7 separate regions of the Homo sapiens genome follow, and regions 1, 3, 4, 5, 6 and 7 are each linked to region 2. The links are chromatin contacts, found by Hi-C or POLR2A ChIA-PET in ENCODE. All regions are on one chromosome and are shown on one strand. The core of a region is the stretch at or near the end of the contact, and the rest is flanking DNA. Distances in the headings are between cores, read along the strand shown.

The links. A loop is a pair of places that touch in the nucleus more often than their neighbours do. ChIA-PET counts read pairs that join two places held with the same protein, here RNA polymerase II (POLR2A). Pooled maps may share reads with other maps.
Region 1: a loop to region 2 is called in a pooled map, with 11 times the contacts of the local background. The contact joins the promoter of ANXA11 here to the promoter of GHITM in region 2. A Hi-C loop is called at or near these places in 7 of 50 pooled maps.
Region 3: a map of CD4-positive, alpha-beta memory T cell shows a loop between it and region 2 (18-fold over the local background). The contact joins the enhancer-like site here to the promoter of GHITM in region 2. A Hi-C loop is called at or near these places in 1 of 168 maps with a recorded cell type or tissue (CD4-positive, alpha-beta memory T cell) and 7 of 50 pooled maps. POLR2A ChIA-PET finds 5 or more read pairs at or near these places in 1 of 52 experiments (CD4-positive, alpha-beta T cell).
Region 4: a loop to region 2 is called in a map of B cell, with 23 times the contacts of the local background. The contact joins the promoter of PPIF here to the promoter of GHITM in region 2. A Hi-C loop is called at or near these places in 2 of 168 maps with a recorded cell type or tissue (B cell and CD4-positive, alpha-beta memory T cell) and 5 of 50 pooled maps.
Region 5: a map of CD4-positive, alpha-beta memory T cell shows a loop between it and region 2 (4-fold over the local background). The contact joins the enhancer-like site here to the promoter of GHITM in region 2. A Hi-C loop is called at or near these places in 1 of 168 maps with a recorded cell type or tissue (CD4-positive, alpha-beta memory T cell) and 3 of 50 pooled maps.
Region 6: a map of naive thymus-derived CD4-positive, alpha-beta T cell shows a loop between it and region 2 (13-fold over the local background). The contact joins the promoter of ZCCHC24 here to the promoter of GHITM in region 2. A Hi-C loop is called at or near these places in 1 of 168 maps with a recorded cell type or tissue (naive thymus-derived CD4-positive, alpha-beta T cell), 1 of 37 single-sample maps with no recorded cell type and 7 of 50 pooled maps.
Region 7: a pooled map shows a loop between it and region 2 (14-fold over the local background). The contact joins the promoter of PRXL2A here to the promoter of GHITM in region 2. A Hi-C loop is called at or near these places in 6 of 50 pooled maps.

What each region holds. Positions count from the first base shown.
Region 1 is chr10:80,203,856-80,206,929 of GRCh38, reverse strand. It overlaps ANXA11 (annexin A11), which reads left to right and starts at 1,393. Exons shown (of 16, transcript NM_145868.2): 1 at 1,393-1,587. RefSeq lists enhancers at 1-395, 3,035-3,074 and a silencer at 1,170-2,049.
Region 2 is chr10:84,138,192-84,141,344 of GRCh38, reverse strand. GHITM (growth hormone inducible transmembrane protein) reads right to left here and starts at 1,836. Exons shown (of 9, transcript NM_014394.3): 1 at 1,752-1,836. RefSeq lists a silencer at 1,556-1,755 and enhancers at 1,329-1,898, 1,899-2,468.
Region 3 is chr10:80,185,977-80,189,270 of GRCh38, reverse strand. All of the region lies in intron 1 of ANXA11 (annexin A11), which reads left to right. Among named protein-coding and RNA genes, the nearest start is that of ANXA11, 18 kb to the left of the region's middle. RefSeq lists enhancers at 887-986, 2,627-3,127. Within about 2 kb of position 1,315, at least 26 of the 41 ENCODE cell types and tissues checked have a DNase peak (open chromatin) inside an H3K27ac peak, as active enhancers do; they include CD4-positive, alpha-beta T cell, where a contact is called at or near this core.
Region 4 is chr10:79,345,834-79,348,772 of GRCh38, reverse strand. PPIF (peptidylprolyl isomerase F) reads right to left here and starts at 1,304. Exons shown (of 6, transcript NM_005729.4): 1 at 1,030-1,304. The coding sequence starts at 1,224. RefSeq lists cis regulatory regions at 323-823, 506-1,006, 535-1,035, 1,038-1,560, 1,028-1,560 and 5 more and silencers at 871-1,100, 1,121-1,530.
Region 5 is chr10:80,470,842-80,473,775 of GRCh38, reverse strand. The region is part of intron 1 of TSPAN14 (tetraspanin 14); the gene reads right to left. Among named protein-coding and RNA genes, the nearest start is that of TSPAN14, 18 kb to the right of the region's middle. RefSeq lists enhancers at 602-651, 1,284-1,513, 2,214-2,283, 2,294-2,533. Within about 2 kb of position 1,380, at least 15 of the 41 ENCODE cell types and tissues checked have a DNase peak (open chromatin) inside an H3K27ac peak, as active enhancers do.
Region 6 is chr10:79,444,080-79,447,033 of GRCh38, reverse strand. ZCCHC24 (zinc finger CCHC-type containing 24) reads left to right here and starts at 1,410. Exons shown (of 4, transcript NM_153367.4): 1 at 1,410-1,839. The coding sequence starts at 1,594. It overlaps LOC105378383 (a long non-coding RNA gene), which reads right to left and starts at 793. Exons shown (of 4, transcript XR_946104.4): 1 at 1-793. RefSeq lists silencers at 978-1,487, 1,498-1,557.
Region 7 is chr10:80,407,233-80,410,402 of GRCh38, reverse strand. It overlaps PRXL2A (peroxiredoxin like 2A), which reads right to left and starts at 1,852. Exons shown (of 6, transcript NM_032333.5): 1 at 1,760-1,852. RefSeq lists enhancers at 1-58, 905-1,498 and a silencer at 1,784-2,073.

The DNA.
Region 1 (3,074 bases), core at 144-2,643, 3.9 Mb after region 2:
GGCGGAAGTTGCAGTGAGCCGAGATCGCGCCACTGCACTCCAGCCTGGGCGACAGATCGAGACTCCGTCTCAGAAAAAAAAAAAAAAAAAGGAAAATCGAACCAGCAGCTTGTTTGTAACAGCCAAACATAGGCAACAACCTAAATGTCCTTCAGTAAGGAGCTAGGTAATGAAGAATGGTGAAGCGCACGATGGCGCGCAGTGTGCAGTGGATGGGAAGAACCAGGTCTGTTCAGGAGCACTTGTATGGAAAGACCCTCCAAGATATAGTGAGTAAAAAAACATGTTGCAGAAAAGTACTGCAATATCGTTTTGTAAACAATACGTTTATGTAAACACACACACACAGTGTTAAAGAGAGATATTTGGAAGGACACACCTAAGAGTGGGCTGGGGGAGTGGAGGGAAGAGTGAATCTCAATTTTTACTCATTTTTTGAATTTTTTATTTTTAGTTTTTTAGAGACTGGGTCTCACTATGTTGCCCAGGCTAGTCTGGAAGCCCTGTCTTCAAGCCATCCTCCTGTCTTGGCCTTCCAAAGTGCTGAGATTACAGGCGTCAGCCACCACTCATTAAAAAAAAAAATTGTATACCTACCATATATGCATATATTACCTGGGTGACCTTTTAAAAATATGCTTTATTTTTAGAACATCTTTAGATTTACAGAAAAAGTGTGAATACAGGGAATTCTCATAAACCCGGGCTTTTCCTATTATTAACATCTTAAGTCATTTTTATATCTCCGTGGGTTCCTCTTGGCTGTGACAGTGTCCTAGACTTTCCTTGTTTTTGATGACCTTGCTAGTTTTCAGGAGTACTGGTCATGTATATGGCAAGGGCCTCAATTGATTTGTGATGTTTTCCTCATGATTACAGTGGGGTTAGGTGTTCTTGGGAGGAAGACCACAAGCGGTGCATGCAATCAGTATGATTTACCCCTGTCGAGGTCACCTTGACGGCTGGGTGGTTTGTCAGGTTTCTCCACGATAGTCACTGACCGCTCCCTTCCTCACATACTGTGCGTGACCTTCCCCCCTCCACCACCACCGAGTGTTGCTATAAAGGAAATGCGTTTGACCTTTTCAGTGTAAAAAGTTTTCTCGACCTTAAAGAGAGTCACTAACCGACGCACACGGGGCTGGAGAGGACTTAGGAAATGCCCACCCCTGCAGGAGGGCGAATGCGGCTCTGCGCGGCACTGGGCGCCGCAGGGGTTAGGGGCGGCAGAGGGACCTCCGGAGCCCGAGACTTCCTGGAGCAGCTCCGCAGCCGGAAGGCTGCTGCTCCTCGCGGGCCCGCCGTGCCCAGTCCTCATCTTGGGGGCGGGGCCGCGCTCAGGCCCCGCCCCTCCCTTGCACTGCCTCTGGCACCTGGGGCAGCCGCGCCCGCGGAGTTTTCCGCCCGGCGCTGACGGCTGCTGCGCCCGCGGCTCCCCAGTGCCCCGAGTGCCCCGCGGGCCCCGCGAGCGGGAGTGGGACCCAGCCCCTAGGCAGAACCCAGGCGCCGCGCCCGGGACGCCCGCGGAGAGAGCCACTCCCGCCCACGTCCCATTTCGCCCCTCGCGTCCGGAGTCCCCGTGGCCAGGTGAGTGAGGGTCCCGAGCCGGCTGGGGGCCTGGGACCAGGCGGCGGCAGTGCACCGCGGCGCCGCGGGTGAGGCCCGGGGCTGCCTGGCGCCCAGCCCAGCGCGGCCCTGCGGCTTCCTGGTTGCACTACAGGCGTGGGGGTGGGGGGCAGGGGAGGGCGTCGGCGGGTCGCGGGCGGGCCGTGTCGGCCTGGCAGCCCCCTAGATCAGCCTCGGCGTCTGGGGCTGCTCCCTCATGTGTGGTCGGGGTGCACTCGCCGTCCCCCCGGGCTCAGGGGTCGGGGTCTCAGTCTGGGCCTGGGTAGGGCCAGGGGCCGTGACCCTGGGCGCAGGAGGCAACGGGTGGCGGGAGGGGTGCCGGAGGCCCGGCCCCGCAGCCCTGCGGAGCCCTCCAGGGTGCGCGCGCCCTTCTAGGCGAGGCTTGGGGAGATTAAGCAGAGAAGGCTATCTTCAGGAACTTTCCTCCGAAACTGGGAGCACGCACATTCCTGGGAGCTGCTACCATTGCAGTTTATTTGTAAGGAACTCTCCCCAGTGTTTGAGGGAATGCGGGAGCCATCCCAGGTGCTGTGCGTGCCTTCGCCCCTTCCCCAACCTTGATCCCCAGTTTCAGGAAGGGATTCCTGGACTTGTATCTCCCATGGGTGCAGGCCAGGCCCTTAAGACTTAGGTAAAATGGTCTGTTGGTTTAAAGGAGACACGCGAAGTTTGTTACCTAGAGACTTTGGAGGGGAAAAGTTAAGCCAGCCAGTGCTAGCCCAAGCTGGAAACAGTCAGCCCGGGGCATTTCTGTCTCTGCCCTCCAATCCTTGACCTCTCTGTAGAGATTCGGCGTTTGTGGTAGCTCTCCCCTCTGTTCTCTGCGCTGGGCATGGAGTGGAGCTGTGAGGCCGAGCCCCTGCCCTGCCCTGCCCTGCCCTGCCCACGCAACAGGGACTAGGTTTGCAGGGCAGGGCCTGGTATGCTCACCCTTCACTGGCTCTCATTGCTTTCCTCATTCCTTTTATGCGGCAGTCAATTGTTGGGGATTCCAGGGGATTAACAGGGCCCCTTTCCTCAAGGCATTCTTTGTGCTGCAAGGTGTTCCCTGATAAGAGAGGCCAGGTGAGGTGCCAGGGCAGTTTGTTGCCCTGGCATTGGGTGCCCACTACTTCAGGCTCCTGCATACCTTGCTATCTTTTCTTTGACTATTGTCTGTGCTTTGGTTTTTCATCTGTAAAATGGGGGTAATAGTAATCCCTGCCTCACAGGCTTGTGAGATTCAGTGCATTCATTTATTTAATAACAATACAGAGCTCAGGTACGGACCAGTCAGAACAGGTGGTGACTGCTGCACCACACTTGTGTATCCCAGATGGGTGTCACCCACATTAGCCATAAAGTGTGTGAGGCAGGCCTGGGTCATAAATAATCAGGTGTAAGGGTCAATAAATAGTAGCAGTGGAAGGTTCAGCTAAAGTTGAAATGCACTTCTCCTGAACCGTCTT
Region 2 (3,153 bases), core at 587-3,086:
CAGGAAATAAAGCGACCTTTTTAATTTTCAGCGATGAATTCTTTGCCCAACCATCCACTGTAATGCAAGAAACCCATCCCAGAGAACACAGCTGAAGATGGAGGAACAAACTAGGTTTAAGTCCCAGTTTGACCAATCAAAATAGATGACTGCAAAAATTATGTGTAACACAGAACGGCTGTTAATAACTGGACGTGATTACAGAGTCTGTGATGGTTTTTACAAATGTAGTTTTGGCTTAAGATTTATACCAGCATCCAGTGGGAAAATTTAAAAGAATCTACATAACTTTTGGGCAAAGGAATAGTGTCATCCAAAGAAGACATGAATAGCTCTTCAAGGTTATACTGCATTACAAAGCTAAAAGGTATTAAAAGAAGCCAACTATATGAATTTCAGCTAATCATACCAAATATTACTTTCCTTCAACATGAGATATAAAAATATTCTAAGTTAACCTATTCTATATGTCCTACTATAATGCGTAAAGGACATTTAGTCTTTCAAAGTAAACAAGTAAACTCAGTTACCAACCAGGTTTCCCTTACATTAGACTCCCTCGATGGTGTCTTCAAAAGAAAAGCATGCTAAAAACTGGATTATCTTAGCTCCAGGGCACATTATACTAGATGGGTGGTCAACCAGAAGTCAGCAGACAGTGTTTCTGTAATGCTAAGGTGAGGTGACTACAATAGGTCAGAATGAAATGACGAGTGTAAACCAACTGGGGCTACCAGCCCATCTCTGCCAATGATTTGTAGTGAATTCTAGGCAAGTGATATACTTCTGGGCCCATTTCCCCATCTGTAACATAAGGATTCCGTGTTCAGACTACAGCGTTGACCCTTAGACTACCTGCTTGAAAGTGCCCCGGATGCATCTTAAAATGTAGGCTCCTGGGTCTTTCTTTGCTCCTAATGATTCTACCCCTAGGAATAAGACCAAGAACGTGTGTTTTAACGAACACTCCAAAAGCTAAGAACTATTGCTTTAAGATACCCGAGCGTCCTCCGAGCTCTGCAACTGAACTATTAAGGGTCTTAAAATTCGGCACCCGGCCTTTGGGAAAACACCCAGCGCTTTTGGAACTTTCGTGCCATTACATCATCTCAACCTATGGCTGTCCTGTATCTTCCTCAGTACTCAGTCCACTGGTTGGGGCCGAAGAGGTCCAGCTCAGAGTGACCTCCATGTGGCGTAACAGCCCAGAGTGGGAATCCCGCTTCTGACAGGTTAGAAGTGACCTTGTGAGGAGTGTGGATCTCTAAGACTCAGATGTCGTTGCTATAAAATGGGGAAAATACTACCGACCCTAATCCAAGGGCTTATGCCTCCGTGAGCATTGATGAGTTTGGGTGCCTGGTCCCCGAGAAAGTTCACCCAGCCCGCTAGATTCAGATGAGAACCCGGCAGCAAACTTCCCTGTCAACCCACAACACCTCTGCCCCTGCCCCAGGTGCCGCTACCAGCGCAGCGGCTGTACGGCCTCGCCGCAAGGATGACTCAGCACCTTGTTGCCCGAGGACAGAAGCACAGCTACACTGAGCCCTTGCCCGCCTGACCAGGGCCTTGTGCCGCCGCCCTCTCCACCAGGTCACCCACAGGACTGCGACCCCAACGCGCAGGCCGGCCCTGACGCAGCCAGCAGCACCGCTGCTTCCAGCCCTTCCCCCCGCACCCAGCGGTCCCGTGAGGGCGGCTGTCAGGACCACCGGGGATCCCGGGCGCCCGCCGGCCAGCCGGAGCAGTACCTCGGTCCCCGGTCACCTTCGCCTCGCAGTTTCCCTTCCGGGCCCCTAGCGTCGGCCTCAAAGAGCACAGTTCCTCCGGCGCACTGCATGACGCAACATCGAAAGGACGTAAATAGTACGAGCAGCCAATCACGGGCAGGCCTCTGTCGGAAAAGCGGCCACACTGGGGGAGGCGGGGTTCCGGGTTGAGGAGGCGGGGTTCCAAATTGGTGGGGCGGGGCCAGTTGAGGATTGTTGCAGGGAACGTCATAGTCAGCGTCCATTTTGCGTGTGGGCATGGGAGTCGTCTCGGCCATCTTTGTTTTGGGCAGTGGAGCTCTGTTTTGCTTTTGTTTTAGTCGTTTCACTCGCCGCAGCTATAAGAATTATGTAAAAATTGAAAGAAAGTAATGTTAGAGTTAAAAATTATTCCGTTTATTCCGTTCCTTTTTGAAGGCCTTTTTGTCCCTTAATTTATCGTGAGATAAATATCTTTTCAAATGTGTCTGCTTCTGAGCCGAGTCATCCGGTTTCTGGGGTCTCATGCCAAATGTTAGATGGTGACATCCAGAAAAGATTTTTTCTAGATGGTTTTTTCATTGCTTTGTGACTTTCCCGCCCACATTTTCAAGTTTCACCCTAAACCTGTGTAATAGGCCTGATAACAGCCGCCTCTGCCTTGCACCCAGGATTGCTCTGAGGACTAAGATGTTTCCATTGCGCGTAATTTGATAGGTGAAGAGCTAGTTGTGGAATACGCGAGAGAGTTACTTTCTTTTTCACTCTCCCTCTATTTCAACAGATATTTACTGAATGCTCAACTTCGTACCAAGCTCTGTTCTAGAAATATATACAAATGAATCAGCCGGGCGTGGTGGCTCAAGCCTGTAATCCCAGTACTTTGGGAGGCCGCGGCGGGTGGATCACTTGAGGTTAGGAGTTCGAGACCAGCCTGGCCAACGTGGGGAAACCCTGTCTCTACTAAAAATACAAAAATTTGCCAGGCGTGATTGGTGCCTGTAATCTAAGCTACTTGGGAAGCTAAGGCAGGAGAATCACTTGAACCCAGGAGGCGGAGGTTCCAGTGAGCCCAGATCCCGCAACTGCACTCCAGCCTGGGCGATAGAGGGAGACTCAGTCTCAAAAAAAAAAGAAACCAAAAAAACAAAAACAAAAAAACAGCAAATGAATTAAACCCGTGTGTGCTACCACTATTTTAACAAAATAAAGTCCTTGCTCTGTGGCTTTACTTTCTGGTAGAGACAGAACATAGAAAAAATATAATGTGATAACTTAATACCATGAAGAAAGAGCAGATTAAAACCCTGAAAGGGTGATAAGGTGATTAACAACATGCAAAATTCATGAACCTTTATCTCCTAAGCAGTAGTTAATTGTGATTTATGATTCCTAATCATGTAAA
Region 3 (3,294 bases), core at 66-2,565, 4.0 Mb after region 2:
CCCTTTTCCTCCATGGGTGGAATCCCTCTCATGCTTGGACTCTGTCCTTCTTATTCTTCCTTTTCATCCTTAACCCAGCAACAAAGGCTCTCTGCTTTGAAGGACGCTTCTCACTGGATTGGGCCCACCCGGATAATCTAGGCTAGTCTCCCCATTTCATGGCGGGTAACCCTAATCACCTCAGGACAGTCCCTTTTGCCACCTAAAGTAACGCATTCACAGGTACCGGGGATGTCTTTGAGGGACCTAATCAGAGAAGCTGATGGTAGCTGAGTTTCAGGCTCTGAAAAGCCCTCCCTCTACCCCTCCCCTTACCAGCATTTTCCTGAGGCCCCGGGACCCTAAGGGTTGGCTGGACACTCCCCTCACTGTGTGGGCTGGGCTGGTCCCCTGGCGGGAGCCTGACACCTGAGTTTAGTGTGTGCCCAGGATCTGTGACCCTTTTCTCCCTCTCGAAATGTCAGAGCCTGGCTTCTTTGGCCACTAGGCGTGTTGGTCACAGAGTGAAGATAACTGTGTCCTGCTTTACAAAGCGCGTTCCTGTTCTTTTTACTTTTAGTCCTCATAGTAATCCAAGGTAGGTGGGGTACATCAGGTCTTTGCAGATAGAATGGAGGTTCGGAGAGGTTAAGTTGCCCAGGGGGGTCACACAGCAAGCAGTTGCGTTAGGAACCAGACCTTGGCTCCAGGCTAATGCCTCCTAGGGACTAAGTTAAAATTAACTGAGCACCTGCTGTGTGCTAATACCTGTTGTAGTGCTATATATATATATATATATATATATATATATGTGAGAATACTACATTCTCACAGCTGTGTAATGAGATGGATGCATTTTTCCTCTTTTCACAGGTGAGGAGAAAGGCTCAGAGTGGTCAATCTATATATCCAGGGTCACACAGCTAACAAGAGGTAGAGCTAGAATGGAATCATTGTCACTGGACTCCAAACCCTGTGTACCATCCCAGTGGCCTAGCAGCAGTGTTAGAAGATGATATCAGAGCTGTGTGGGCTGCGGTAAAACTCATGCAGCAGAATTGAGAAGTCCCTTGTGACTGTCCTGTGATGTTTGGGGCCCTTGACGGGGGAGTGTGGGCCGTGAAAAGATGGGGGAGCTGGTTTAGAGTGTGTGAGAGAGAGTAATTGGGGGTGGTAGAAGCCTGCCAAGAATCTAGGGGTAGACATTGTGAAAGCCAATGTCAGTGAGGCTCAGGCCCAGTGTCTTGGAGCTGCAGAGCTTCCCTTTACCTCCCACTGCAAAATGAGGGAAGGGTTTAGAGAAGTTTCTGCTTCCTTCCGGCAGAGCTGCTGCAAGGGTTGTCTTGTAGATAGTAACTACCACAGGACTTGGGGTGTGGCACATCCCTGTGGGCCCAGGAGATCTGGGAGAAGCTGGGTTGGACTTTGCAGTAACTGGAGTGACCTGACAGCTAAGAGGGGTGGGATTGACAGGGAAGCCTCAGCCACCCTGGGACTTGTGCCCAATTGACATCAGCTCACTACCATTGTTTTGCTGGTCCCTCCTAGGCGGGCCCTGGCAGAAGCTCCCTCTGCTCAGGTGGTGTAACTGGCGGTGGCTTCCCCTTGCGGAAGTGGGTAAACAAAGACAGAGACCTGTGTCTCCTCCCCGCCCCTGCCACCTGCACTTATAAACACAACCCACTGTTTCCCTTTTTGGGAGTGTGTGAGAGAGAGAGAGAGTGTGTGTGTGTGTGTGTGTGTGTGCACGCGCGCACATGCGCGTGCATCCTTAGGTTCCGTCTAAATCCGTTCAAGCTGCTGTAATAAAATATCATAGACCGGGTGGCTTATAAACAACAGAAGTACATTGCTCACAGTTCTGGAGGCTGGAAGTTGAAGATGAAGGTGCCAGCAGACTCAGTGTCTGGTGAGGGCCCACTTTCTGGTTCACAAATAGGATAGCACCTTCTCCCTGTGTCCCCACATGGTGGAAAGGGTTGGGCCCTCTGGGATCTCTTTTATAAGGCCATGAATCCCATTCATGAGGACTCCAACCTCATAACCTTCCAGAGGCCCCGCCTCCAAATGTCATCACACTGGGAGTTGGGATTTCAATAAATGAATTTTGGGGAGACAGAAGTATTCAAACTATAGCAGGTCCTGGCCACACTTTGGAGTCAGGACTTGGGTGGGGGGCTTTTTCTGTCACTGCCACTGTGTCTGTTGCAAGAACCTCAGCGTCCTCCAGGACCTGAGTGCCCATCACGTGCTGGCCTGCGAGGCAGCCAGATATTAGCACTGTGTCTCTGTCACTTTCTTCCTCTGCTGCCCACTTTCCACTCCTCAGAAATTCTGAATTGGACTCAGCATTTGACTGAGCATTGGCTCTTATGTGAGCCTGTTTGGTGTGGGCAGGCCTCAGAGGTGACTCTGCCCACAAAGAGGAGTGGCCTGGCTTCCAGGGAAGCCTGCCATGGAGGAGCGTGACGGAGAGATCTGCGTGTGACGCTGTGTGCTCTCGGTCTGCGTTGTATGGAAAGTGAGTTCCTCCTCACTTGCCCCCATCCCCCTTCTCAGCACCTGGTCTGGAGAGGCAGGCAGGAGGAGAGAAGATGGCCCCATCCATGCCACACCTCAGTGAAAATTCTGAGGACAGGCTCTGGTGCCCGCAGGGTTGGAGCTTCATGCAGGCTGAGGCCCTGCCTCTGCGGGTCCCTCTCCCAGGCAGGTTTACTCTCCGAGGGTCTTTCATATCTCCCTGCCCGGTGGCCTCCCTCCACCATCAGTCTTGCCTTCGCTGTCCCCTCTACTCTTGGAGTGGAGCAGGCCCCCATACACCCAGGCACGTGGAGGGGATGGAAAGAAAACAGCGCCAATTTCCTGTTGGTGCTTTCTCTATTGGGAGGCTGGAAAATCCAACACAGCCATGCCAGTGTGCTCCCCACTCCCATCCTCCACCTGTCACACTGCCCTGACCCTCCCCAGTTCCGTGTTTCTCTCCTACCCCCCTCCTTCCCCCTTCAGTCCCCACAGTTCTCATCCTGGGCATTATCAAATAGCCCAGGGTCCTCTCTTTCTTATTTTGTTTTGGAGAAACAGGATGTCATGATATGTTACATGATATAATGGGAACAAACTTGGTATTAAACTGTTAATATCCCCATTTTACAGATGGGGAAAACTGAGGTGCAGAAAGGTCTCGTAAACTGTCAAGATCGCGTTGCTGGTGGGGAGCAGGACTAGGATGTGAACCTGGGTAGTCTGGCTTCAGAGTCTGTGTTCTTCTCACCATCCTCCATTGCCTTTAATGAAGTACTTTAATGAAGTACCTTT
Region 4 (2,939 bases), core at 55-2,554, 4.8 Mb after region 2:
CATCAGAAATTCAGGGACAAGAGAGTGTGTCTAAGGTAGAAGCCAGACCAGCTCCTCCATTCGGGGTTGGGAAACTGAGGCCCAGGGAGAGGCATGAGGGTGTGGGGAGGGAAGGCTGAAGCCCCATCCCAGCCAGCCTCTACCCTCGAAGCTGCAAGACCCACCCTGGAACCAAATGGAAGCAGGAAGGGTGTCCCTATTTTCCAGAAGAAACTGAGAATGAAGAAGAAATACTAAGGGCTCCCTGGGATACGGGCCAGTCAACACAAACAGACCCCTGCTGTCAATGTGTGGCCGACCTGAAGGCTCCACTAGGGCTTTCCCTCTAAAGCTACCCTGGTGACTGTTTCTTACTTTGCTTTAGAAAAGACCCAAAAACAGAGTTAGGGGAGGTGCTCAGTGTGGCCCCCAAGGACAGTGGCAGGGGTTGAGGCGCCGGGCACACTGTCTCTGAGTGTGTCCCGACTCGCAGGAGGGGCATTCTGGGGTCCACCAGGTGGCCGGGGCCTGAGGCCTACTGGGCCCGCACTACTGCTGGAAACCACCTCTCGCTCCATTTCCCAGCACCCCCAGTGTGAGCCCGACCGCAGGGGCGGGGCCGGAGCCAGGAAGCGCTCCGTGTTGTGCAAGGGCCGCCACGTGAGCACCCGCTGGGCCACGACGCTCACCCCAAGACCCCCGACACCCACCTCGGAGCTCCGGATCTAGGCTCAGCCCCAGAAGGCTCCTGGAGCCCCTCCCTCGTGCCCGGGCCGGCCCAGAGGTGCTGAGCCCTCCCTCTCTGCGATCTGACCTTGAGCTTTCTCCTCCACACGTGCCCTCCCTCCCGTCTCCCCCGCTCCAGTGCTCCGAGGGAGGCCGGAAGAAATCATTCTGACGCCCATTCTCAGAAATGGGGAAACTGAGGCCCAGAGCTCGGCATGGGGAGGCCCAAGGTCACCCAGCGCGCCCGGCACCGCGCCGCCCGGGGCCCAGGGCTCTCCCCGGGCCCGTGTCCCGCGCCCAGGCCGGCCCTGCGAGCGGTCTCACCTCCAGCACCACGCGGCCGAGCGGCTTCCCGTTGGCGTCCACGTCCAGGTACACGAGCGGGTTCCCGGAGGAGGAGGAAGAGGACGGGTCGCCGGAGCCCTTGCTGCAGGCGCGGGCCGCGGGGAGGCGCAGCGGCACGGAGCGCGGGACGGAGAGCAGGCCGAGCCAGCGGGAGCCGCAGCGCAGCGCCAGCATCGCGGGCGCGGGTCGGGCGGGACACGGGCGGGGAGAACACAGAACTCAAACTGACGTCGCGCGCGCCCAGAAGGCCGAGTCCCGCGCAGCCGCGCGCCGCAGCCTTTATTGGCTTGCCCAGGTTCCCGGCCCTGCCCCCGTCCCGCCTCCTCCAGGCCTGTCCGTGGACTACCCCTGCCGGCCGCAGCGGGCAGCGCAGCCAGCCGGTGGGGCCGCGGAGCGTGAAGTGCTTTGAAACACTCCCGCCTCCAGGCCCAGAGACCCGGAGAACAGACACCTGGCAAAAGGTTGCTGGTTCCATGTTTATTAAGGTACCAGCAGATTTTTTTAAAAAAAGAAAAACTGCTAAAACGTAATTAATTCCAAAATATGAGCATCTATACGTTGCAATTTGAATATAATAGCAAAAGTCTACCTTTGAGCCCTTTGCAGGTAAGGCTCAGGCCAAATAAGCTTCCCTGCTGCCCTAGGTCCTGCAGTCTGAGAGGGTTAGAGAAAGGTGAGATGAGAGGCGGGATTAGTGAGCTAGAGGCGCAAGAGGGAGGAGATAAGCTGAGACACCTCCCATGATGCCCCCTAGCCTGCTTGTCCCGGCCTGGGCCTGTCTCTAGTTGTTTCTGGGGACCAGACCTGCTTCTAGCAAGACTGAAAACGCAGCCTGGGCTCATCATGCTCCTTTCAGGCCCCCAGCCCTCCCCAGGACTGGGTCTGATCCCTCCTCCTAGGACCCACACTGACAGCCCCGGGGCAGACTGCCAGCTGCCCCCTCCCATCAGCATGCACCCTGGGAGGGGACTCAGTGGGGAGACCCACAGCAGGAGCATTTAAACCCCACGTGCTGAAAGTGGGCTTCCCAGCAGCCAGAGCCACCCTCACTGCAAGGTGGTGGGAGGTCTGCAATAAATGGATGCCACGCAGGGACCTGAGAGAGCATCTGGCCCAACACTTGTACTGTCCCCAGGGGAAGCTGAGGCCTGGACACAGGAAGGCACTGGCTAGGGCTAGGGAGCCCTGGAGTATTGCTACCAGCTTGCACCAGTGCTCCAGGCCTCTCTGGGCCTCAGTTTCCCATCTGGAGGGTAAGGGTGCGATCATGCTCCTCATCCTGCTTTTTTCTCGTGTCTGTTCTTAGGATAAAATGAACGAGAGAGACATGGATTTGTCAACTAAGTACTGTGCCTGTGGGCATCTGTGATGGACAGAGTCTGGACTGTCTTTCTCACAGTTTGGGATTCAGAGAGCTGCGGTCTCAGTTAGAGGCCTGAGGGGTCAGAGAAAGGGGTGGGGCTGAGCCTTGGAGGCAGGTGGGCAGGAGTAGGGACCAGCTCTGGACTGACCTGCCCCAGATCCTGAATGGGCTCATGGGAACAGGTCAGGCAGCAAAATGCCAGCCAAGCAAATTCATGAGGTCAGAGCAGTGCCCTAGCTTCATAAGAATGCTAGCTTGGCCTCTGGAAGTTTGGCTAGCTTGGCTTCTGGAAGTTCATAGCCCCCTTCTCCGATTCCTGGCCTAGGAGGGGCCTAGGCACCCAGTGAAGCCCAGGTGGGATGCATTCCAGGTCCCAGCCCAGAATGGGGCCTCACTCTGCCCTGGGGAGCAGCCCCTCCTTTCTTATGATTGTGCCCTGAGGTGAGCAGGCCTGAGTGGGGAGCCCACTTGAGCCCTCAGCACATGTCCCAGACCTTCCTCTACCAGTGCATCCTGTGGATTTGAG
Region 5 (2,934 bases), core at 131-2,630, 3.7 Mb after region 2:
ACACTGCAAAATCAGACACCGTGGCATGTGAACCTGTGGTTTCCAACAAAAAAGAAAAAAAAAAACTTTAATTTAAAAAAAAAAAAAAAACCCATCATGGTGGCAGCAACCGCTCACTGGAGTGAAGAAGTTTGACTCTTTACTGTGGGAAGTCACTACACAGCTGCACAACGTCAGGGGGGCTGGATCCCCTCCTTTATCACAGGGTGACAAACACTGCCCTGGCACAGTGTGGGGAAGGTGGGCCCCCAGCTTCCAAGGCCATCAAGCCCCTGACCGCCAGCCCTGGATGGCCTCCACATGCAGGTGCAGGAGAGGCTGGGCCCCAGCTCTGAGCTCCACCAGGCTCTCCAAAGGGTCTGAGGGTCTCAGTGCCTGGCATCCTGTAAAAACCCTGATCTTAGTGACTGAAACACTGTGAATTTCCACCACCAAAAACTCACAACCCAAAACCTGCCAAGTTTCAGGACACCGAGGGGCCTCCTCATTAACCTGGTGAGAGGAGGCCTCTGTCTACCTCAGTGCTGTCATCAGGAAAGCAGCAGAGTGGGTGGATTTGAGTCAGGGGAGTCCTCAGTGGGAGAAGCACTGGGCCTGGAATGGAGGTCACCTAGTCCAGTGACTTCCAAGCTTACTATTTTTATTATTTTTTAAGCTACAGGAGGCTTTGTTCAAAGAAACTCTGACCCAGAAACCCAACATGGAAGCAGGCAGAGCAGGACACTTTTATCTTCAGGTGGCTGGGGGAAAGGAAGGCTTCACAAGGTGCACACTAAAAACCATGGGCCTACTGTGACTGACGCCATGCTCCACAGGACAGCAGAACGGCTCAGGAGCTGCCTCCAGAATCATATGGCAACTAGTTCAACAGAACTGTGATAGACTTGGAAATGCATGTTTTGAAGAGCTGTCATTCACAGCAGCTTGAAAAAGCCCCCACTGGCCAAATCTGGAACAATCTGAGCGGCAAAATAAACAATAATAACAACGGATTTTAACTCATTGAATAAAATAAGAATTCATGAGCCCATTCTAATACACACACAGAGATAAATAAACAGGAAAGAAGGAAAAGTTATGTGTAGCACAATGATACATAGCTACAGCAGTTCTGTATAGTTAAATGATAAATGTAGAAGGAATTATGGAATTAAATCATCGCATTCAACACCCATGACAGAAACAACCGACTGTGCCAAGAATCTGCAATGGGTCCTAAAACCAGTCATGAGTTTGATGTGAAATAGCATACTGTATTTGCATAATCTCAAAGTATCTCCCCACAGGACACTTACAAAGAACAAAATAGTAACTTAGAGGGGAGAAACCCAGCAGACATCACCATAAGCAAGCGATCATTGTCAATATCACCGGTAATGACTCAGACCCACATCATGTGCCTCCCAAGGGGATGCACCTAGAACTCACCATTTCCGCAGTATTCCTTACAAAACTGCAAAACTTGCAGCTAACCATGAGGAAACAACAAACAAACTTAAATTAAGGGAGATACTACAAAATAACTGGCTTCAAGTAACTGAAACATAGAGTTTGTGGTCCTTCTTGGAGGAACAAAAAAAAAGCAAACAAAACATTCAGGCCTTGGGCCCCATTGGAGATTTTCACTTTTACGTTTTTGAGACAGGGCCTCACTCTGTGACCCAGGCTGGAGTGCAGTGGCACCGTCACAGCTCACTGCAGCCTTGACCTCCTGGGCTCAAGTGATCCTCCTACCTCAGTGCACACCTGCAGTCCCAGCTACATAGGGAGATGGGGTCTCCCTATGTTGCCCAGGCTGGTCTCAAACTCCTGCTTAAGCCATCCTACTGCCTCGGGCTCCCAAAGTGCTAGGATCACAGGCATGAGCCACCACGCCCAGCACCCATGAGAGATTTTCAGAATGATTCATCAGGCAGCTCATTCAACTGCACCAGCAGCCTCAGGGCAACACCTGCCCACCTAGGTGAGGCAGGGCCTGGTCACCCACACCTGCCACTCACCCCACACCTGCTACCCACCCCACCCCCACTTCTCAAATGGCTAGGCAAAAGGAGGCCTGGCACCTTGACTTCCAAGTTGATGTCCCAACCTACTTCCCTCTGCCATTGAAGGTGAAGCTGCCCACTCAAGGGAGGATGCTAGGCCAAAGCAGGCATAGTGCACGTGTCCTATACCCATACCCTGATCATCATGACAGGCCTGTTTCTGAAAATCTAAGTCTACATGAAATGTCTATACACAGAATCCTTTTATATGCCCCTGGTAAGAGCACATCAGAGCCTCTTCCTCAGCTAGTTGCAAACAAACGTGGAGAGTCTGGGCCCAGTCTACACTAGTATTCCCAATGTGAACAAGAACCCAGGGAGTCCAAGGTGCTGTGCCTCCAGACCTCAGGAGGACTGGGCTGGGCCCTGTGGCCTCCCTAGATCAGCAAGGTTGAAGCAAACCACCCAGCAATCCATCAGTGCACAGGCTCGCCTGCCAAGCCCATGGGGTGAAAAGACTTTTGCTGTGGGAGACAAACACCTAAAGACTTGTTTCTACATGTTCAGGGCACTGCTGCATGTAAGACACCGAGAATGAGGCCGTGGAGACAAACACCAACTCAGAGTGGGACCTGTGCCTGACTCAGGGAACTCAGAACATGACTCCCTTCACTAAGTGCAGTCAAGTAGGTGCTGGAGGGCAGAGAGAAGGAGGTGGTGGTGGTGGCAAGCTGGTCAGGAAATGCTCCCTAAAGCAGCTAGTTTAAATTTGTACTAGATGAGGGCAGCACATCTAGAAGCTCCCCAGTTTGGGATCGAGAGCTGTGCCTAAAGATAGGGAGGGACACACTGCAACCCGACCTGGCAGCAGGCAACTGTTTCACCCCGAGACTGACCCTCCAATGAAGATTATTAACAGAGCCTTCAGTGCATCCCCAGCTCCAGGCTG
Region 6 (2,954 bases), core at 161-2,660, 4.7 Mb after region 2:
GTCCTTTATGGAATATCTTCCGCTTACCAAACCCAAGCTGGGAAGCACACAAATGTCCCCGGCGGCGGGAGGATGACTGCTCCCATTTTACAGAGGAGAAAACAGGCTTGCTCGCAGAGGTTAGGCGTCATGCAGAGGTCATTCCGCTGGACGGTGGCCAAGCTGGCACTCCAACGCTGGGCGGAATGGCTCCAGAGCCAGACTGAAAGTGGGAGAGGTGACTCGGTCCCAGCCAGGCGGTGAGTTCCTCTGGGCTAGGTCCCCGGTGCTGGCGCAGCAAAGACCACCCGGAGAAAGAGACGGTGAAGGCCCCGGGGCTTCCTGGGGCGTCAGGCGGAGGCGGAGGCGGGGGCGGGGCTCCCTCCAGGCAGTCTTGGACTAGCTGAGTTGTCCCAGCGAGATGGGTGACAGCCGCTTTCCCGAGCTCCCCCGGCCCAGGCTGGTGTCCTGGCGACTCGCCAAGGCACCGGGGCGGGCTAGGGCTGGAGCCGGGGTGGAGGAAGAGGGTCGAGAAGCGAGGCGGGCCCAGAGCAGAAATAGGAGAAGGGGGGGGGGAGGGGGCGGGGAGTCTTTCCTGGGGCAGGAACCCGGGCCCCCCTTGGCGCAGCCGGCCCGCAAAGTGATTCTGCAGATGGAAGGAATTAAGTAGGAGGGGGAGGGTCCGATGGTGATAGCGAGAGGAGGGAGTTAGAAGTGTGTGCGTCTGTGTACACGCGTCTGAGAGAGGAGCGGGAGAGACAGGGAGAAACATCAGACCAGACGGAAATAGAAGAAAGGAGACAAGAAGAGTGAGAGAAAGAGAAGGACATACACACACACACACACACACACACACACACGGAGGGCGCCACATACAAGGACGACGGACACAGGAGACTAGTACTAGTCTAAGAGAGAGAGAAAGAAGGAGTATGAGAAAGGAGGGAAAATAGGAAAGGAAAAGTGAGTGAAAAACAATTGCAGAGGATTTGGAAAGAACGAGACAAGAGCGCTGACGACAGAGGGAGACGAAATTGATTAGGCCGGGGCTGCACTGAGCTCCCGGCAGCTCGGGGAGCTGGGTTGGCCGGGCTGGGACGAGGTGGGGCTTGGGCGGGGCCTCGCATGGGCGGGCCCGCGCCGTGCTGCATATGCAGATGAGCCTCACTCCCCTCTCTCCCCACCCCTGACGGTTCATATTCAACGAGACAGCCAATGCAGGGCGAGGACAGTGCCAGGCGGGGCAGGGAGTGGGCGGCGGGGCATCGTGGACCCCACCCCCGGAGCCGCCGCTGGAGGGGTCAGCCGCGAGGCAGATAGCGGATCGCCGGGCGGGGCGGGACGCAGTGGGCGGGGCGGAGGGGCGGGGCCAAAAGTTTCCTGCCCAACTTTCGCTGCCTCCTTCCACCGCCTGCGCGCGCCGGGGCCGCAGTCGGGGGGAGGCGGCGGCAGCGGCAGCGGCTGCGGGCAGCGCGCGGGGCGCAGGGCGCGGGGCGATCACCGTCGGGGCTCGGGAGGCGGGCAGTGGGCACAGGCTCCCCGGTGCCCGCCCCTCCGCTGCGGAGGGGGGCCGCGAGCGGGCGGCCGGGGAGGGGCCGGCACCGCCGCCACAAAATGAGCCTGCTGTCGGCCATCGACACGAGCGCCGCCTCGGTGTACCAGCCCGCCCAGCTGCTCAACTGGGTCTACCTGTCGCTGCAGGACACGCACCAGGCTAGCGCCTTCGATGCCTTCCGGCCCGAGCCGACCGCCGGCGCCGCACCCCCGGAGCTGGCCTTCGGCAAGGGCCGCCCCGAGCAGCTGGGCTCGCCCCTGCACTCCAGCTATCTCAACAGCTTCTTCCAGCTGCAGCGCGGAGAGGTGGGTGCCCCCGCGCGCCCCCGCCCACCGCCCCACCGCCCCACCGCCCCACCGTGGCGGGCCGTTCCCTGTCTGACCCGCTCTTCCTGGCCTGGCGCGGCCCGGCTCCGCATTGCCGGGCCCGGCTTGGCTTGGCTTCGTTCAACTCTGCCAAACTCGCCGCCCGAAGTCCCCGGGGTGCCGGGTGCGCGTCACCTCCCGGCTGAGCCCGGGCTGGAGCAATGCAGGCCGGGGCGGAGCTCTCCCGCCCCCTCTCCCTGCCAGGGCAGCCCTGCTCCAAAGGGGTTGGGGGAGGGAGTTGAGGAGGGGTTGTCTCCGGATTTTCTTCAGACAGCTGGGGTGCGGCCTGGGCGGGGAGCCCCTTCGAAGTGTCCTTCTCACGCCCAACCTTATCCTCGTCCTGGCCACCGCGGGCTGGGACCGAGAGTGCAGATTCTGCTCGGAGCTCCTCTGGAAGGGCCTAAAATCTTTTCTCCGACCTCTGCGGTTCCCGACCCGAAAGGCACCCTGGAGAGCAGTGACTGCCCAGAGGGCTTCTCCTGCTGTTCTCACTCGGGGACCCCAGATACGTCCTCCAGCTGCTCGCCCTCCCCCAGCCACATAGGAAGTGGTTTCTGAGGGCTTGACCCCACAGACTGCGCTGTCCCCAGCCCTCCCAGCCTCGAAGGAAATGAAAGGGAAATCCTCTTGAGCTCTTGGGAGGGGGGCTAGAAAGGGGGGGGGAGAGGTTCCAGCTGCCCAGCGCCTTCTGCAGAAACCTGGGCCGGCTGTGTTGCAAAGTCTGCCTGTTTGGTGGATTCAGTTACAAAGTTGACTGGGCAGCGCCTCTTTGCCAGCAAGATAAATACACAGATCGCCACCACCTCCCAGCCCTTTTTGAAGAGTCTCCAGGGCCTGCCCAGATACCACTCCTTTCCGTGGGCTGGACTCCTCCCCTCCCTCCATTTACTCCTGCCTCATTTGGGAATTTCAGACACCCATCTGTGGCCTTCACTTCCTCCCCTTGTGGGGGTTTTCTCTGCAAAGATGCAAGAGGTGTGTTCGGGGGAGGACACACATGGGGGTCACTTTCCTTCCAGACCTGGGCACACCGGTGAGTTTTAGGAGAGTCAGAG
Region 7 (3,170 bases), core at 603-3,102, 3.7 Mb after region 2:
CCCTCTGGCCTGCAGGCCCGCTCCATGCTATTCCTGTAGCAGCTAACACTGCCTCCTGCACTAGCAGTGCCAGAGAAGGCAAAGGACACTGCCCAGCTGTAATTTCCCTGTGCCAGAGGCCACTGAGCTCAAAGGTGAGGCTGGCTCTCTGCACAGAACCTCAGGATGGTTCTTGCCACACAAGCCACAGCAGAGAGACTTGGAGCTTCTGCTCAACATTTCACAAAGAAGCAAGAACCCAACTGGCAGGACAGCTGCCCTATTGCTTAGATAGGGACAGAGCCTGGGGCTTGAGCCCTAGAGTTCCAGTCCTATCCAAACTTTCTGAGCACCATTTAAATGACACGAGATGAGAAAATCATCAGAAATGTCTTTTGTACCCCTTCAGAAGTAATGCAGAAGGTCTCAACTAAATGACATGCTCTTATAAAAGACGGGGATATAGGAAAGGCCCACACCAAGAATAATATCTAACTTTAATTCTTGCAAGCTGTATAAACCTGGACAAGGAACTGTTTTGCATCAGTAAAATGGGAATGCTTCCTTAATTACCTTCTACAGAGTTGCAAGAATCAAAGGATTAAATGTATAGGAGGTGCCTTGTGAGGTACCTTACAAAAAGTGCAATAAATACGATGTATAATTCTTCATTTCTAGAGCAATGATTACCCTCAAAACGTTATTTGTACACAAAATGAAGAGTTTTCTGATGAATGAGTATGGTAACGAGTCGGGGTCTGCAGTGGAAATCCCAATCCTCATTCTCCAAAGCTGGGCCCGAGCAGGAGCATTCAAGACTATTCAAGCTGACTTTTTCACAATGCTTTTCAAAACAAATCTTGATTATTTTCTTTTTGAAAAACCACCTGCCAGGTTCAAAGGAAAATACATTAAAATAAAACAAACAAAAAAGCTGAGTTCTGGGTTGCTGGGCTGTGCAGACAGCATGATGTGGCAAGGAAAAGAGGCGCAGGAGCAGCTGGGAACCCCGGTCCGGCAGTGGACTCCCGGGTGTGCCTCCTTCCCACAGCCCTGGACCGGCTGGGCCTTGACTTCCCTTCCTTTGCCTCTAACCATCTCCACCTGCGCCTTCACCTCCCGCTCCAGCAACAACCCTGGGGGCAGATTGTTCATCTTTTCATTCCTAGACCTCAGCAGGGCTGTTAAGTTTACAACTGGGCTCTACCCAATTTAAAGTCAGGCGTTTGTGACTCTTGGGAAAGAGGGGGAACAGGTGCCTCCGAAACGCTGAACAACGCTAGAAACCGTGCCCTCTTAAAAGACACGACCCTAAGCGGGCACAGAGACGAGGACGAGGACTGCCAGGTCCGCACCTGGGGCTGGTCCAGCAGGGCGGCCCCCGGGCCCATGCTCCAGGGCAGGGCCCTCTCCTCTGTTCTTTGTCCCAACAATTCGCGAAGGTTGGCGCCACCGGCGTCACTCAAGGCTTGCGGGCGTGGACAGAGGGGGCCCTAGCCCGCCGCAGCAGCGCCGGGTCCCCGTCTCCGTTCTCCGACGTCTGGGCGCAGGGTTTTTCCATCGGCCGCCACGCAGGGTGGCGGAAGGGTCGTCGTCCTCGGAGGGAGCGCCAGCGCTGCGGCGGCTCCTAAGAAAGTTGGCGCGGGCCCGAGGGGCGCGCCTCACCAGCCCAGCACCCACCCTACCGGCCCTGCACTGCCTCAGTTTCCCCACCTACGCCGCGGCAGGCCCCGCCTACGGACATCACGTGCCTCGCGGAGCCCCGGCGCGCAGCACCTACCTCAAGTGCCTCCCTTCTGCCGGCCTTTTACCGCCCCGACGCCCGGGCGCTAAGGGGCCAAACCGCCCGGCCCGGAGGGTCCCAGGGGCGGGCCCCGCGCTTGCGCAGCCTCTAGCCTGTGCTGCATCGCGCGCTACCGCGCCACCGCCATGTGACCCGCCCCGCCCCCCGTGGGAGGAGCTCCGGGCCTGCCCCCGACTCGCCGACCTCCGGGCCGCGGTCTCCTAGCTCCGGTGGCGCTCGGGCGTGTGCCCCAGCGGTCCTTTTACGCACAGCGCTCGGTCGGTCCACTCCTCAAGTCCGCGAACCGAGGCCCCGACGCGTTCTTCAGGGCGCTGCCTAGGGCAAAAGAAGGCGCTGGACACCCCTAATGGAGCCTGGAAGCACCTGTCCTGCAGCCGAGGCTGGCCAACTTCCTTCCAATCTTCAGCCTGGTTTTGAATAGCTCTTTTGATAGGTTTTTTTTTTTTTTTTAACCTCCATGGGCAGGGGGAATCTAAAGGACCGACACATTCGATGAGCCCCTTCAAGCTGTATGTACAGATTCAGAATTTCCAACCTCAATCCTCCACCCACGTTCCCTTTCACTCCACAATGCCAGCTATGGGGCAGAGAACGGTGAGCCGCAGCCTTGCGGACTCCGGGCGACGCTGAGGCGGGTGTGTCACACACCGCTCATCCACTTACTCCTCCTGTTGGAAGTGCCCACTCTTTCATGAAAGTAGGAGGTTGTGTCCGGCGCGCTGGCTCACGCCTGTAATCTCAGGGCTTTGGGAGGATCGCTTGAGCCCAGGAGTTCAAGACCAGTCTGGGCACCATAGTAAGACTCCATCTCTACGTAAAAAACAAAAACTAGCCAGGCATAGTGGCGCGTGCCTGTATTTCCAGCTACTCTGGAGCTGAGGTGGGAGGATCGCTTGAACCCGGGAGGCGGAGGTTGCAGTGAGCCCAGATCGCGCCACTGCACTCCAGCCTGTCTTTAAAAAACAAAAAAAAGACCCTGTCTTAACAACAAAAAACAAAAAGTAGGAGGTTGGACTTTCAGAGACAGCAGAGCTGACTCACGATACATATTAGTGGTTGGCCGGGCTCGGTGTCTCATGCCTGTAATCCCAACACTTTGGGAAGCCAAGGCGGGCAGATCACTTGAGGGCAGGAGTTCGAGACCAGCCTGACCAACATGGCAAAACCTCGTCTCTACTAAAAATACAAAAATTAGCCGGGTGTGGTGGCGCGCACCCGTAGTCCCAGCTACTCAAGAGGCTGAGGCAGGAGAATAGCTTGAACCCCGGAGGTGGAGGTTGCAGTGAGCCGAGATGGTGCCACTACACTCCAGCCTGGGTGACAGAGTGAGATTCCGTCTCAAAAAAAAAAAAAAAAGACATATCGGTGACACAGTGCAAAGACCAGT